Linked DNA regions of Homo sapiens: region 1 is linked to region 2. Evidence: chromatin loops called from intact Hi-C (ENCODE). Cell type or tissue: CD14-positive monocyte. All regions are shown on one strand. Each heading gives the region's core, and the rest is flanking DNA. Links, peaks and the distances in the headings are about the cores only.

Evidence for each region. Peaks named below come from ENCODE experiments on the same cell type or tissue, not always from the same donor. Only the 100,000 strongest peaks of a DNase experiment are listed, where the experiment ranks them.
Region 1: a loop joins it to region 2, with 2.8 times the contacts of the local background. A loop is called at or near these places in 61 of 110 quality-filtered maps.

The regions. Positions count from the first base shown.
Region 1 is chr17:19,653,242-19,661,569 of GRCh38, forward strand. It overlaps ALDH3A2 (aldehyde dehydrogenase 3 family member A2), which reads left to right. Exons shown (of 10, transcript NM_000382.3): 4 at 3,125-3,333; 5 at 4,504-4,621; 6 at 7,886-8,027. Among named protein-coding and RNA genes, the nearest start is that of ALDH3A2, 8.7 kb to the left of the region's middle. In CD14-positive monocyte, for the core only: no CTCF peak of the experiment used is centred there; no DNase peak of the experiment used is centred there; H3K27ac peaks cover 1,214 bases.
Region 2 is chr17:19,759,287-19,767,614 of GRCh38, forward strand. No RefSeq gene overlaps it. Among named protein-coding and RNA genes, the nearest start is that of ALDH3A1, 15 kb to the left of the region's middle. RefSeq lists enhancers at 111-648, 3,176-3,676, 3,211-3,300, 7,478-7,627. In CD14-positive monocyte, for the core only: CTCF peaks have their summits at 3,440 (motif pointing left), 3,644, 7,372 (motif pointing left) and 7,573; DNase peaks (open chromatin) are centred at 1,615, 3,405 and 7,375.

The sequences.
Region 1 (8,328 bases), core at 314-8,313, 110 kb before region 2:
ACCGTGTTGGTCAGGCTGGTCTCGAGCTCCTGACCTCAGGTGATCCGCCCAGCTTGGCCTCCGAAAGTGCTGGGATTACAGGTGTGAGCCACCATGCCCATGTGTCTGGAATTGGTGGGTTCTCGGTCTCACTGACTTCAAGAATGAAGCCGCGGACCCTTGCAGTGAGTGTTACAGTTCTTAAAGATGGTGTGTCCGGAGTTTGTTTCTTCTGATGTTCGGACATGTTCGGAGTTTCTTCCTTCTGGTGGGTTCGTGGTCTTGCTGGCTTCAGGAGTGAAGCTGCAGACCTTCGTGGTGAGTGTTACAGCTCTTAAGGCGGCGCATCTGGAGTTGTTAGTTCCTCCTGTCTGGAGTTGTTCATTCCTCCCGGTGGGTTCGTGGTCTCGCTGGCCTCAGGAGTGAAGCTGCAGACCTTCGCAGTGAGTGTTACAGCTCATAACGGCAGTGCGGACCCAGAGTGAGCAGCAGCAGCAAGATTTATTGCAAAGACTGAAAGAACAAAGCTTCCACAGTGTCAAAGGGGACCCGAGCAGGTTGCCGCTGCTGGCTTGGGCAGCCTGCTTTTATTCCCTTATCTGGCCCCACCCGCATCCTGCTGATTGGTCCATTTTACAGAGAGCTGATTGGTCCGTTTTGACAGGGTGCTGATTGGTGCGTTTACAATCCCTGAGCTAGACACAGAATGCTGATTGGTGCATTTACAATCCTCTAGCTAGACATAAAAGTTCTCCAAGTCCCCACTAGATTAGCTAGACACAGAGCACTGATTGGTGCATTTACAAACCTTGAGCTAGACATAGAGTGCTGACTGGTGCTTTTACAATCCTCTAGCTAGACATAAAAGTTCTCCAAATCCCCACCAGATTAGCTAGATACAGAGTGCTGATTGGTGCATCCACAAACCCCAAGCTAGACACAGAGTGCTGATTGGTGCATATACAATCCTCCGGCTAGACATAAAAGTTCTCTAAGTCCCCACCCGACTCAGGAGCCCAGCTGGCTTTGCCTAGTGGATCCCACGCCGGGGCTGTGGGTGGAGCTGCCCATCAGTCCAGCGCTGCGCGCCTGCACCCCTCAGCCCTTGGGCGGTCGATGGGACTGGGCGCTGTGGAGCAGGGGGCGGCGCCCATCAGGGAGGCTCGGGCAGCATGGGAACCCACCAGGGGCGGGGTGGGGGCCTTGGGCATGGCGGGCTGCAGGTCCCGAGCCCTGCCCTGCGGGGAGGTGGCTGAGGCCCGGCGAGAATTCGAGTGTGGCGCTGGTGGGCTGGCATTGCTGGGGGACCCGGGGCACCCTCCTCAGCAGCTGGCCCAGGTGCTAAGCCCCTCATTGCCCAGGGCTGGCGGCGCCGGCCAGCTGCTCCGAGTGTGGGGCCCATTGAGCCTGCGCCCACCCAGAACTCGCTCTGGCTTGTGAGCGCCACGCGCAGCCCCGGTTCCTGCCTGCGCCTCTCCCTCCACACCTTCCCACAAGCAGAAGGAGCCGGCTCCAGCCTTGGCCAGCCCAGAGAGGGGCTCCCACAGTGCAGCTGTGGGCTGAAGGGCTCCTCAAGCGTGGCGAGAGTGGGTGCCAAGGCCAAGGAGGTGCTGAGAGCGAGCAAGGGTTGCCCGCACGCTCTCACCTCTCACCCAGCCTATAAGAGTACTTCTGCTTTCAAAAAAGACATGTCTGTGGCATGAAAACATGCCACACATACACAAAAAGTGCCCTCCTGAACTAGAGGGCAGATCCTCACACTGACTTAACATGCTGGCATTTAAGAATATCAAGAACTGAATAAAGAAAATGATCTGCCCAACTGCGGGTAGTTCATCTGTCTGAGTCAGAGGTTCTTATGCCTTCCTGGGGAGGAAGTTATGATGCCGCGAAGAAATTGGCACTGCTGAGTTCTACATGCAGTTGCTACAGGGAGGAGTCTTCATTTAGCTTTAAGCGAAATACAGCTTAAAAATATCTTACCTGTATTCTGTACATCAACTTGTGATGGATTGAGGCCAGTTCTGGTTCTTGGAATGATATTTTTCTCTTTGTTAGAGCCATTTTGTTCTAATAGCTGTGATGATCCAATCAAGAAAGATGAAATGGAAGACAGTGAGATGTCAAGGATTGAATAGGACGTAGAACCAGAAGATAGAGGTTGAAGGTACCGCTTTGCCCCTGACCAGGGGTAAATTCTTCAATAACTGACTCTGTCCGGATAAGGAGGATAATAATGCTCTACCAGCTTCAGTTACCGTGTTAGGGGATCAATAATATATGCTATGTAGATTAAGCCATAGAAAAGTTAAAGCTTGAAACATTTGTTGGGCAGCTGAACCATGAAGTGAATGAAATTAATTCGCCTTCAAGTGGAAACATGAGATCCACAAGCCAGCTTTTACTTCACACTTCCACCTTGGAGTCTTGAATACCTCTCTGTCTTCCTTGCTTGCCATCTGTTCTCTTACTTTTGATGCTGTTATTGTCCAAGATGTTCTCTCTTAGAATAGCTGGTAATGATAGCACAATGCATAGATGGGCTCAGTCCACAGAAGCTACGTGAATTCTCCCAGTAACAGATGAGGAAATTGAGGCTCAGAGATGTTCAGTAGCTTGCCTAAGGTTGCATAAGCTAGTGAGTGGCAGAGCCCAGATTCAAACCAGATACACTTCAAAAGCAAGCGCTCTCAGCTACTGTGCCGGATATACCATTCATTCAGAATAGCGTGGGCTAAGCCCACTCTGTGTTGTGAGACAGAGAACATTCAGACTAAGACATGCATGACCTGTCCTGTGGGAGCCACTCTTCACCAGAGGCACTTCTGCACACACCCGCGTCTCATGCATTTTCCCTGGTCAAATTCAACCATTTGTTCTCCTTAGTGTCTTTGTTGCTGAGCTCATGTAAAAAAACACTGGAGTCTCCAGATTAGTTCTATGTGGGTTCATGCTTCCCAGATGCCATCGGACTGTGTGTTCTCCTCTTGTCCTTGGTCAGTTCCCTCTCCCATCCCTCACAGGGACTGGTCTTGACACTCTCTGGGTTTTACTGAATGTTACATGTTTATGTTGAAGAGATTGCTGATGTTAGACGTTAGGATTTATTTGGCAGTGCAAGAGTTTGTGTTTCTCTTTCTTTGAGGATCTCTATATTGTTATTAATGGTGGTGTTGAGGAAACCACGGAGCTCCTGAAGCAGCGATTTGACCACATTTTCTATACGGGAAACACTGCGGTTGGCAAAATTGTCATGGAAGCTGCTGCCAAGCATCTGACCCCTGTGACTCTTGAACTGGGAGGGAAAAGTCCATGTTATATTGATAAAGATTGTGACCTGGACATTGTTTGCAGGTGAGTCTGGCTCTCTGATTTTCTGAGGTTTTCCCAGCACAATGGAGACTTTTCCTGACAATGTTACTCTTTGTACTTGAACCCCATACCTTATGGCTCCAAGATACATTATTAAGCTTTGGTGGTTGATGTCCTCAAGAGTAACAGGAGTCTTTCACTGTCTCTTGGCGCCACTGTCAAAAATGGTGAGCTGTAAGTCCTGACATCATGTGGTTGTCCTTAGGAATTTTAAAAAAGTTATATCTGTTCTCAAGATTACAGCTAGATCTAGCAAGAAATTTTAACGTTCTTCTGGCCAGTGATCTGTGAAGTACATAATCCAAAGTATTGTGTGTGCCTAATAAAATCTTTAAATGCCCATTTGAGAGGGTATTATGCTGATATCTTAACTGAGATCCTTTGTGGGCAAAACAAGTGTTCCTCATTTTTTAACTGTGAATAACATCTTGCATCTGAAAATTAGAAAATAAGAGGTTTCAGGTTCTCTCTGCTAAATCCGGTTTAGCTACTAAGAAGTGCCAAATCATAGAACTGACTCTGTGCTCTGGGTGGTGTGGCTTTCTCTGCCCTTCAGAGATTCCAGGTCAGGGTTCCAGGTTGGCTTCCTAAGTAGAAATCCATTTGTCAAAACCAGACACCCTCAGTTAGTGAATGTTTAGGGCATGGGTTTCTGCCCATGCATAGGAAAGGTCTTCCCAAGTGGGGCAGGGCTCCACAAAGAGGAGGATGGCCTTGGAGGCTGGCTGACATCCTGCTTTATACCTGAACATCTTGCAGGCAGAGCCAAAAGCCACAACCAGGAGAGTCTGTACCGAACTCTGGTCATCCAGGACTTTCCTTTGGCTGGACTGGAAGAGGGGAAAGGACATTGGGAGGCTGTTTCTCCTCTTTTCCTGCAGCAGGCAATGGCTTCACTGTTTACCAAGTACTGTTTGCCGTGAGCTGGCCTGAGAACTTCCCTGCTATGTAAAATATTCCACCTCATTTGGAAAATACTTTCTAAGTTCCAAACAACTGATTTAGAAATGAGTTTTTAACTTTTTTATAAAAATTGCCAGATAAATATATGAATCTATTTTAGTTGCAAGACATTCAAACAACACAATGTAACAAATGAATATTTGACTGAATTACTGAATTATATAGCTGTTCTGGATGTTTTCCCCTCAGACGCATAACCTGGGGAAAATACATGAATTGTGGCCAAACCTGCATTGCACCCGACTATATTCTCTGTGAAGCATCCCTCCAAAATCAAATTGTATGGAAGATTAAGGAAACAGTGAAGGTTTGTATTAAAAACATCTGATTCCACTGATTTTAATAAGATAAGGAGTCAAATTAACTATTCGCAGGCAGCATCCCCATTTGTTTCTCCCTTCAGGAAAATTTCAAAATCATATGTGACTCAGTGAACTTATTGACTAATATGAAAATGCTATGTGTACCATAGAATATATGCTGGGAGCAAGGTTGCATTGGTGTTAAATCTACTTAAACTGTCTAGTTGATTTGTTGATGATTAGTTGTGGCATATACTTTTTTTAAAAAAGTTAAATAATCGTGTGTCCGTGGTTTTGAGGGAATGTTGCCAACCCTTTAGGTATAATCAGAGAGACTCTTTGGCATATTGGCCATTGCTGCTGAAGGTTATCAGTTTTTGTGTATGTAGAGGGCCTAGGGTGGCCAGTAGTTTGGAGGAGTGACTTAATTAAATAACTACTTACAGTATACCCTTTATATAATTAACAATCTTTCAGCGTGTTTAAAGTAAATATTTGCAGTGAGGGAACCAAGGAAGACTGCATGTAGAGTCCTAAGCCAAGACTTGAAGAAATATAGGATTTAAGTTGGTAGAAAGGAATGGGGGCTGGGCACGGTGGCTTATGCCTGTAATCCCAGCACTTTGGGGGGCCTAGGGGGGCAGATCACTTGAGGTCAGAAGTTCAAGACCAGCCTGGCCAATATGGTGAAACCCTGTCTCTACTAAAAATACAAAAAAATCAGCCGGGGATGGTGGTGCATGTCTGTAATTCCAGCTACTCAGGAGGCTAAGGCACGAGATTTGCTTGAACCCTGGCAAGAATCGCTTGAACCCGGGAGGCAAAGGTTGCAGTGAGCCAAGATCACGCCACTGCACTCCAGCCTGGGCGACAGAGCAAGACTCTGTCTTTAAAAAAAAAAAAAAAAAGAAGAATGGGATGACCAAATGACCAGTGTGACTGAGTTCAGCAGTGGGTGAGGATCATTAACCCCTCAGATGAAAGAAATTATTGGAGCAGTCACTGTTTACTCGACAGATGTTAATTGAGCACTAAAAGGAAGGATCAAAAACACCAAAGAGTAATGCATGTGATCTGAAAATGAAAATTGTTGGCCAGACATGGTGGCTCACGCCTGTAATCCCAGCACTTTGGGAGGCCAAGACAGGTTGATCACTTGAGGTGAGGAGTTAGAGACCAGTTTGGCCAACATGGCAAAACCCATCTCTACTAAAATTACAAAAATTAGCCGGGCATGGTGGCACGCACCTATAATTCTAGCTACTTGGGAGGCTGAGGCACAAGAATTGCTTGAACCCGGGAGGTGGAGCTTGCAGTGAGCCAAGATCATGCTACTGCACTCCAGCCTGGGTAACGGAATGAGATTTTATCTCAAAAGAAAAAAAGATATGAAAATTGTCGCCGTTGTGGTGGTTCACTCCTGTAATCCGAGCACTTTGGGAGGCTAAGGTGGGAAGATCGCTTGAGCCCAGGAGTTCAAAACCAGCCTGGTCAACATAATGAGACCCTGTGTCTACAAAAGAAAAAAAGGTTAGCTGGGTATGGTGGCACATGCCTGTAGTCCCAGCTACTCAGGAGGCTGAAGCCAGAAGGATCACTTGAGCCCAGGAGTTCAAGGCTGCAATGAGCCATTATTGCATCACTGTGCTCCAGCCTGAGTGACAGCATAAGACTCTGTCTCAAAAAAACAAAAAAAGAGAAAATTGGCTGGGCACAGTGGCTCACTCCTGTAATCCCAGCACTTTGGAAGGCCAAGGCAGACAGATCACTTGAGGCCAGGAATTCAAGACCAGCTGGGCAACGTAGCAAAATCTTGTCGCTACAAGAAATACAAAAATTCAGGTGTACCGGCGTGTACGTGTGGTCCCAGCTACTTGGCAGGCTGAGGTAGGAGGATCGCTTGATCCTCCTGGGAGGCGGAGGCTGCAGTGAGCCAAGAATGTGCCACTGGACTCCAGCCTGGGTGACAGAGTGAGACCCTGTCTCAAAAAAAAAAAAAAAAGAGAAAATTATGTACCAGGAAGTTCAGGACAATAGTTCACTATGTGTTCCAGGCAGAGTAACTTGGGGGATGAGGTGCTAGGGTCTTGACATGGAAATTGGACTATCATTTTTAGTCATAGGACTAAAAATGGATCCAGATGAGCACATGAAGGGAGAGTTGCCCAGATTCAGGGTATGTGGGAAGAGAGAGTGGTTAAAGATACTTGTGAGATTGAAAATATTTGGGAATTGGAGAATGCTTAGTTGAGTGTGGTGATGAATTCAATTTCAAAGGAATAAGGGCCTCTGCCTCCCTTTGAGGCATTTATACTCTTAACACAGTGGTTCTCAAGCTACATGTTACCCTAGTGAGCCATTTAAAAACAAGTTTGCAAGCCTTACCCTCCAAAGATTCAGCTCGTCTGAGGCCTCCAGGTGATTCTATGATGCATTCAGCATTGAAAACTACTGTTGGTGACTCTCGAGTCAGAGCCCAGGCACATGCATTTTAGCAAGCTGCACCAGTGATTCCGACCACCCAGACTTGAGAATTGCTCTTGGTAGAGGTTGGATGAACAATGTTCATTTTGATTTGGGATGAAATTGGGAACTCTCACAAGGCTTTGAAGTGATGCAGCAATTCAGTAATTTTGTTTGTTTTACTAAGTAAATATTGATTGTATGATTATTGACGTTCTTTTACCTTGGTAATTTACCAAAGCTGTATTTTGATCCTTCGGGTGGTTTCACCATCATGTGTAAGTGGTGGAAATACCAGTTCAAAGAAGACCAAAACAACAAAGTGGAGCAAAGATTGGCAAATGGTTTCTGTAAAGGGCTAGATGGTAAATATTTCAGGCTTTGCAGATGTTAGGGTCTCTGCTGTAACTACCGAACTTACTGTAGGGGGAAAGCAGGCACAGCCAATGTGCTAACAAATAGGCAACTCTGATGCAGAGCAAGACTTCTTTCCCCAGCCTGCTCCCACTGTCAGCCCCAGGAGGTGAAGGCCTGTGGGTGGACTCTAAGAGATCCATAAGAACCTTTGGAACTATGGACAATGACAGATCTCTGTGTGTGTGCATGCTTTATTTTCTGGTCCTCGACCTGCCAAAAAGCTGAAACTTGCTACTATCATACTACTGTTAAATTACTTGAGGGGTGGGGTGTTAGATTCTGTGAGGATATAAAACCAGATTGATTTTGGGGCATGGCTGGATTTTGTACTTACTGAAATTGAATTGTGGGTCTTTGTGACATTTATATACTCCTGTTGTTTTAAATAGGAATTTTATGGAGAAAATATAAAAGAGTCTCCTGATTATGAAAGGATCATCAATCTTCGTCATTTTAAGAGGATACTAAGTTTGCTTGAAGGACAAAAGATAGCTTTTGGTGGGGAGACTGATGAGGCCACACGCTACATAGGTAATGGAAATTCTCCTTTTCCTATGGGAAGATGGCAATTTGGCAGTTTTTGCTGACACTACTTATTAACACTAGATAAACTATTAAATATATAGCATTTAATTGTTAAAGTACTAAATCCTGCTTTCTGGTATACTGTACCTGTAGCTTTTGTTATAAACTATTTAAAATGTCTGTGTTTCTGTGTATTGAATGATGCCACCAGCGTTGCTCCAGTTGTTCATATTTACACATAACTCCTTTTTTCCTCCTAACAATCCTGAGAAGCAGAATAGAACTTGATGTAATTATCTGTAGTTTG
Region 2 (8,328 bases), core at 114-8,113:
GGGCCGAGTGTGGTGGCTCACGCCTGTAATCCCAGCACTTTGGGAGGCTGAGGCAGGCGGATCACCTGAGGTCGGGAGTTCGAGACCAGTCTTGACGAATAAGCACAAACGCATTGCCTGACCAGGTCTGTTCATGGAGGCCTGAGAGGGTGCGATGGGTGGGGCAGAGCTGGGGTGCGATGGGTGGGGCGGAGCTGGGTCACCCTGAATGCAGGGCGGAGGTGCTTGGACTGTGTTCTGGGGGCAGTAGGGAGCACAGAGTAAACTTCAGGTGGACGTGTATTAGTTGGCCTCTCCTGCAAATGACAAGCACCAAGAGAAGATGCTGCTTTGGCCCTCTGGGAGGAGCCCTGGTGATGCAGGTGTAGGAGCAAGCTGTGGCGATGCAGGTGTAGGAGCAAGCTCGGGGCCTGGGGACCGCTGCATGAGGGTGTGGTCTGTCTCCCTTCCTCTCCCTCTGCCCTCCCTGCCCCCTGCTTGTCTCTGCACATCTGCCTCATTCCTCCTGCCTGCTGGAGGAGAAGCGGGAAGGAGACAGGGAGTGTCCATGGACTCCCATGCCTGTGCTCAGTGAGGCCCCACACTCACACGCACAGCCCTAGCCCCGAGGCCTGCTTGCCACCAAAAGCAAGCATCTCAACACGTGGCCTAATGCCTTCCTCCTGCACGAATCCATGGGGCCTCACTCCCCACTCACCTGTCATTTCGAGATTTCCACGCTCCCTGCTCCTTGGCTGCCCCGCCCCACGCCCCACCCCTCCTTCCTGCCACCCTCTTGTCCATCCATCCACCCAAACCCTGCCTCTGGGCCCTCTGGAAAGCACAGTCCTCCTCCTCCCTTCCTGAACCCGAAATCTGTTTGCCCAAAGGACCAGGGCGGCTTCCCTGCGGCCCTCCTTCCCAAGGGTGCTGCCTTTCTCCAGGCCCCTCACGCCTCAGGACCTGGGGTGGAGAGGGCTCCTCCAAGCCCTGTGGTGCATCCAGGCCGCAGGACAGTGCTTGTCTCCACAAATCCCAGCTCCTCGGAAGCTGACACCATGGCCCGAGGCCCCTCCTCTCTCCCTCTCCCTTAGGGAGGCCCACCTGGCCCTCCTCACTAAGATGCTCAGCGCCAGAGCCCTCGGCTTCTGATCTCATCTGCACCGACTTTTTCTTCCATGCGCCTTCAGCTCACACTGCCAAGGTCCCACTGTGAGCGATGAGCTTTACACAGTGACAGCCCTGGTCAGGAGAAAGGTGCTCTCTCATAACTGATGATGCCTGTCTGGGGCCAGCAGGATCAGAGCTGGAACTAAGGAACAAACACTGGCAAACAAGTGCCTTATTTTTCCATGTAGACCTATTTTTTTCATATTTCTTTTGTGGTAAAAATACATAAAATAGATTCACCATTGTAACCGTTTTCAAGTGTAGAGCTCAGTGGCATTAAGCACATTCACACTGTGTGCAGTCATCAGCTCTATCCATCTCCAGGACTTTTTCATCCTCCCCAAACTGAAACTCTGTGTCCATTAAAAAAACTCCCCAGAGCCACTGGAAACCACCATTCTCCTCTGTCTCTATGAACCTGACGACTCAGTGCCTCATGGAAGTGGAATCATACAAAATTTGTCCTTCTGTGTCTGGCTTCTTTCACTCAGCGTGATGTCCTCAAGATGCATCCCGTGTTGCAGCACGTCAGGATTTCCTTCCTTTTTCAGGCTGAATAACATCCCACCATCTGTCTATGCCTCATTTTACTCCTCCACTCACCAGCCCGTGGACACTTGGGCTGCCTCCACCTTTTGGCTATTGCAAATCACGCTGCAATGAACATGGGGGTGCGAGGATTTCCTCGAGACCCTCTTTCGCTTCTCTCAGGTATATAATCAGAAGCAGAATTGCTGGATCATGTGGTAATCCTACGTTTAACTTTCTGAGGAACTGCCAGACTGTTCTCCACAGCAGCTGCACCATTTTAACATTCCCAACCGCCATGCACAAGGGTTCCAATTTCTCCACATCCTCACAACACTTATTTTCATGGAGGTTACTTAATCGCTACAGTGAACAGGCAGGTCTCAGAGTTTGCCGTCAGAAAAACAACTCTCTTTTCTCTCCTCTGAGCTCTGCAGCTAGTTCTTCCTGGACCTTGGGACGAGAACTGGGGCAAGTCCATGATGTTCCCTCTCCGATCATGAATAACAACTTGATTTCAGTCAGTTAAAAAAAAATGCCTGTTGGGGACGGGCGTGGTTGTTCACACCTGTAATCCCAGCATTTTGGGAGGCCGAGGCAAGCAGATCACCTGAGATCAGGAGTTCGAGACCAGCCTGGCCAACATGGCAAAACCCCGTTTCTACTAAAAATACAAGAAAATTAGCTCAGCGTGGTGGCACACGCCTGTAGTCCCAGCTACTCGAGAGGCTGAGGCAGGAGAATCGCTTGAACATTGGCAGCGGAGGTTGCAATGAGCCGAGATCACACCACTGCACTCCAGCCTGGGCAACAGAGCGAGACTCTATCTCAAAAAAAAAAAAAAAAATGCCCGTTGGGGTAATCCTTGGAGCCTCTTCCAAGTACCTCACCCCGTGGGCCTCTGCAGCTGCAGGTGCTGTGGTGGGCAGGAGGCCCTATAGGCTTCTCAGCCTCCCCACCTTGCTCCTCCTTCTCCTCCTCCTCCTCCTCCTCCTCCTCCTCGGCCTCAGTGAGCCCGGGCTCCACTAAGATCACAGAGGGAAGGTAGGCAAAGGGGCTGGGGAGCAGCTTTCTTGTCTCGCGCCAGTCTCAGGTGGTTTCTTCTGAGGTCCGAGGCTTGCTCGCTCACACAGCAGCTTTTGACAGCCTCCCACACCCTCTGTTCCCAAGGACTGCTGCCCTGGGCTCCCTTTGACGGAGGAGATGCCATCTCTACAGACGGCTCATGCTCCTCTGCTGCTCCTTAGCCTCTGACAGACACCCCCTGCTTTCCTGCCAAGGCCCCCTTACCCCAAGCCCTGGAGCAGCCATGTTGGACAGGACCCCCAGCTCTCCCTGCCTGCGTCTCTGCCCACATCGCCCCCTTGGCACTGCTGCACAGTCTTTGGCCTACAAAGTGTTTGAGAGCAGCTGGCCAGAAATGAACTCCTGGCCATTTGATTTTTCAGGCAGCAGACACCCACCTAGCATGTCCCCCAAGCTTCAGAAGATACATAGAAAAGCTCTCCCAAAGGTGCCACCAAGGAGGGGTGCCAGCAGCCTCAGCCCTCCATCGGAGGGAGACGCTCAAAGCAGTCTCACTTAGCATCCCTCAAAAGCAGGGCCGGGGAAGGAGAGCCAGCGCAAGGGCAACACTGAGTTGGGTCCTGGCTATTTCCGCGGGGGCGCCTGAGCAACGGTCTGGCTGGTCTCCCCTGGCAATGGTGCACCCGGAGGACTCAGCACTGCCCTCTGCTGCTGGCAGGTTGAGCTTAGCAAAATCAGCCTGCTGGGCCCACGGGTAGCCTGCAGCTCCTTCACCATGGCAGGCTTATCCTGGGCTCACGGTGCAAGCATCAGGGTGGCCAAGGATGGAGGCCAGTTGACCTTCACTGGACAAGTCGTCCTGTCCACCTGGTTTGTCCTGTGCCCCTCTGGTGGGCGCTGACACTAAACACAGTACTGTCTGCTCACTGCCTGGGTTATCACAAGTCTTCTCCAGATCGCCTTCGCTCCAACTTGCCAATCTTGCTTCTTCTAAGCCCCTGACCAATCAGCAAAGCCATGCACCACTGCCCGCATGTCTGTGTCTCTCCTTCCCCCCAGCCTCTCCTCTCTATACAAAGGCTATGCCAGGCACGCTGCTGGAAGCTCTGCCCACCTTGCAGACAGGGTCTCCTAGCATGTGACCTAGCTTCACCAATCCAACAGGCCGACACTGGACCTTAAAAGAGCCAAGATGTGGGGACCTCAGGGGTTTTTCTCTCTGACAGCAGTAGTGGTTGCCACAAGATCAAATTTCCCGAGAGGCAGCGGACACAGTGTCAGCAATGCATTGACATCCTCTGCCTATTCCAGTTCTGCAGCTTCATTTCTGACTTTTTTTCCCCAGCTCTCCAGGCCTCCCCCAAATTCTTACAAATAGCCTTTAAAAAAAATAACAAGTTCTTTTCTGCTTAAATAAGCCAAAGTTGTTCCTATGTTCCCATTTTTGCTAAGCTGCACAAAATGGCCATAGGAATTCCTCCCATCCCTGTATGTACAGAGCTTTACAATGTGCCTTTGCTATAAACCCCATCAATAGGGGGATTTCTCCACCTCCTGAATCTGGGCTTGGTCATGGGGCTTGCTTTGGCCAATGGGACACTGGCAAATATGAGGCACAGAGACACGTAGGGTGCTGGTGATTGCGCCCTGGGACTTGCTCTCCACCTACCATGGGACACCACCATGTAAACAAGGCTGAGCTGGCCTGCCAGATGATGGCAGACAGGAGGCCAAGTCATCCTTGATGTCCCAGCTAAACATCATGCAAGTCTACAAACCCAAGTGAAGTTGTCTTAGACCACTGACCACCAGCCATGTTGACTCAGACCAGAACTGCCTAACTCGCCCATAAGCATGATGAGAAATAATACATGCTTATTATTTTAAGCCATTAAGTTTTGGAGTGGCTTGTTATACAGCAAAAATTAACTCATACACTTTCTAGCAACTGAGAATACTGATAGATACCCACATCCTATTGATCTCCAAGGCATTTTAACTCCTACTCATCTATTGAAATCATCCATCATTCTCATGTGAGTAAGTTTCATCTGGTCTCCCTGAATCCATCTGTGCCCCTCTCATCTTTTCTGCAACCTGCCAATCTGATTAAGCCACATCCCATGCTTAAAAATGGCTGCAAGGCTGGGCACGGTGGCTCACATCTGCAATCCCAGCACTTTGGGAGGCCGAGGTGGGTGGATCACTTGAGGTCAGGAGTTCCTGACCAGCTGGCCAACATGGTAAGACACCATCTCTACTAGAAATACAAAAATTAGCCAAACATGGTGGCGGGCGCCTGTAGTCCCAGCTACTCTGGAGGTTGAGGCAGGAGAATTGCTTGAACCCGGGAGGCAGAGGTTGGAGTGAGCCAAGATCTCGCCACTGCATTCCAGCCTGGGCGACTGAGCCAGACTCCGTCTTAAAAAAAAAAAAAAAAAAAAAGGCTGCAAGCTCATCAACATACCTCTCCCTCTCTCTCTTCCCACCCAGACTCTCTGACCTGCAGTCACACAGTGACAGTGCTGACAGCCTGTGTTCTGTTGTGAGCTGAAATCCCCGACTTGCTCACATATACATAAACATGCTTAAAGCTGCACCTAAGCAGATCCATCTGCTTCATTTACATCTAGAGATGGGCTGTAAGAACATGAGCTCTGGAGGAAGCCTGCCTGAGTTAGAATCCTGGCTCAGGGACTCACCACCTATGAGAAATTAAGCAAGTTACTTAACCTCTCTAAGCTTCAGTTTCCTCATGGGCTGGCTGTGGGTTCATATAAAATGCTTAGAACTGTGACTGGCAGGCAGGGCGCAGTGGCTTACACCTGTAATCCCAGCACTTTGGGAGGCTGAGGCAGGTGGATCACCTGAGGTCAGGAGTTCAAGACCAGCCTGGCCAAGATGGTGAAATCCCATCTCTACTAAAACTACAAAAATTAGCCAGGCGTGGTGGCAGGCACCTGTAATCCCAGCTACTTGGGAGATTTAGGCAGGATAATCTCTTGAACCCAGATGGCAGAGGTGCAGTGAGCTGAGATCGCGCCACTGCACTCCAGACTGGGCAAGAGTGAGACTCCGTCTAAAAAAAAAAAAAAAAAACTGACTGGCATGGGGAAGACATGCAGTGTATGTCAGCCATTATTTTCCACAAATATCAGATATATGTTGAGTACCTACTATCTCCCAGGTACTGTCCTAGGAGCTAGGGACACAGTAAGACAGTAAGGTTCCTGGCTTTAGAGAGCTGACATTTTAGTGAGGTGATAATAATAATAAACAAGTAAAAATACACACAAGATGATTTCCGAAAGTGATTACTGCACTGCAGAAAGCAAACCTGCTGGCCTTTGCACATGCTGGTCCCCGGCTCAGAACACTCCCCTCTCCGCCGGCTTCATGCTCCCTTCTTTCCTGACTTCCTTGGCTGGTCCAGTTCCCCTCCCACAAGTCCACATAACAACATCATCTACCTGTCTTCTGTGGCATTAGTCACAATTGTCATGTTGTCTTTATCAACGTCCTATCTACAGTGTGTGCCTCATGAGGGCAGGCCATGCCCTGGCGTTCTCCCTTGTGTCATAGTATAGCACCAACTCAGAGCAGGTGCTTAACAAATGGCTTCGAGGGCATGAATGACAGGAAAAAAAGACCCAATATCAAGCCAAACATCACAATTTCTCAAAATTTGTCCATTAGCCTCTGGCATAGGAAACATCCAGGGAAGGGAACTCCTACCCTAGACCCCACCTGCCCCACATCAGACCTCCTGGCAGCAGGCTTTTTTTTTTTTTCTTTTTTGAGATGGAGTTTCACTCCCGTTGCCCAGGCTGGAGTGCAATGGCGTGATCTCGGCTCATTGCAACCTCTGCCCTCTGGGTTCAAGTGATTCTCCTGCTTCAGCCTCCCAAGTAGCTGGGATTACAGGCACCAGGCACCACACCCAGCTAATTTTTGTATTTTTAGTAGAGACAGGGTTTCACCATGTTGGCCAGGCTAGTCTTGAACTCCTGACCTCAGGTGATCTACCTGCCTTGGCCTCCCAAAATGCTGGGATTACAGGCATGGGCCACCAAGCCCGGCCAGAATCTTTTTCTTCTATGCGCTAGTAGGCCTGAGGTCTTACCTTTCTCACCTACAAAAGCCCATCTAGAGCAGTCCTCCACATGGGGCACCCCCTGCCCTGCCGAGCAGAGGCAGGCCCCAGAAGGGACGTGTGTTGAGGGCAGCCCTTCCCTCCTGGGGGTGGCCCTTAGTTCTGCAGGTCCGAGTCTCCTTAGGGGCAGGCTCGCTCCCCAGCCCCTTCTCAAGCCAAGGGCAGATCTGACCAGCCCCAAGAGGGGATCGAGGAATCTTTGGGGCAAGACAGCAGAGCTTCTTTGGGGAAAAGGGACTTGAGGACTCACCTCACTGCTTCCCTTAAGAAGGGAGATGGGCTTCCGGGGAGCTGGGAGTCCCCAACATCTAGTGACAGGGGGGCACCAAGAGGGCAGCTCTCACGTTTTCTGTGAGTTTGTGCCTTTTCTGAGGTTTTCCTCAGACTCTCAAAGGGGTCCCTGCTGGCGACCCCTTGGGAAGAAGTTACCTCACTGTCCCTTCTCCCCTCCCCATGCAAGACACTGTCCTTTCTCAGGGAGCAGCCTGAGAAGCCTCACTGCCTGGGGGCGGGCGCCCTCTGCCGGTTGAGGGCTGGCCCAGGTCTGGCTCAGCCCACGGGGCGCTGCTGGCAGTAGGGCTGGTCGGGGAGACACATGGGGCTGGACAGGTGTGTGGGGCCTGACCTAAGCTCCTTCTCCAAAGGCAGAGAAGGCACTGAGGTGGGACATGAGTCCCAGGGGTGGGGCCTGCCGCTGACAGTGTGTGGCTGTGGGGGTCCAGAGGCACATGACCTCAAAAGAGTTTGTTTCAATTCAGACAGGCAAGGGCTAGAGTACACATTTTGTATTTAAAAAACAGAGGACATAGCTAAAATATTTATAGAGGATCGACCCCATGGTTTTTTGTCAGCCCCACAGCAAGGAACCAGAACTTGGTTTTGCAAAAATCAATATGCTTACATAGCCCTGCTGAGAGACAGGGCAACAGCCCAAGGCCTGGCTCCCCGGCACTGTAGGCAGCTGTTGCTAGGAACAGGGGCATCAGATCCCAGCATGGCAGGGAGAGCTTCACTTTGCTTGCTGCCACCATTTGTTGAGCACTTGCTAAATGCCAGGCACTGTGCAAAGAGCATTTTCCCCACACAGGTAGGATTAGAAAGTAGTAGTCCTCTTATCTTCTCTAATGGATGGAAAAACTGAGGCTCAGGATGGGAAGGTAACTTGTCCAAATAACACACAGGAAGATTAAAAGTAGAACACCTCATTTCTCAAAGCAGCAGAAAAACAAGTATGTTCCAAAACTACCAATGGAGAAAAATTTGCATGCTGTAAACTAACAGTTCATTAAATTCTGTTTAAGGCTGGATGCGGTGGCTCACGCCGGTAATCCCAGCACTTCAGGAGGCTGAGACTGGCAGATCACCGGAGGTCAGGAGTTCAAGACCAGACTGGCCAACATGGCGAAACCCCGTCTCTACAAAAAATGTAAAAATTAGCTGGGCGTGATGGCACAAGGCCTGTAATCCCAGCT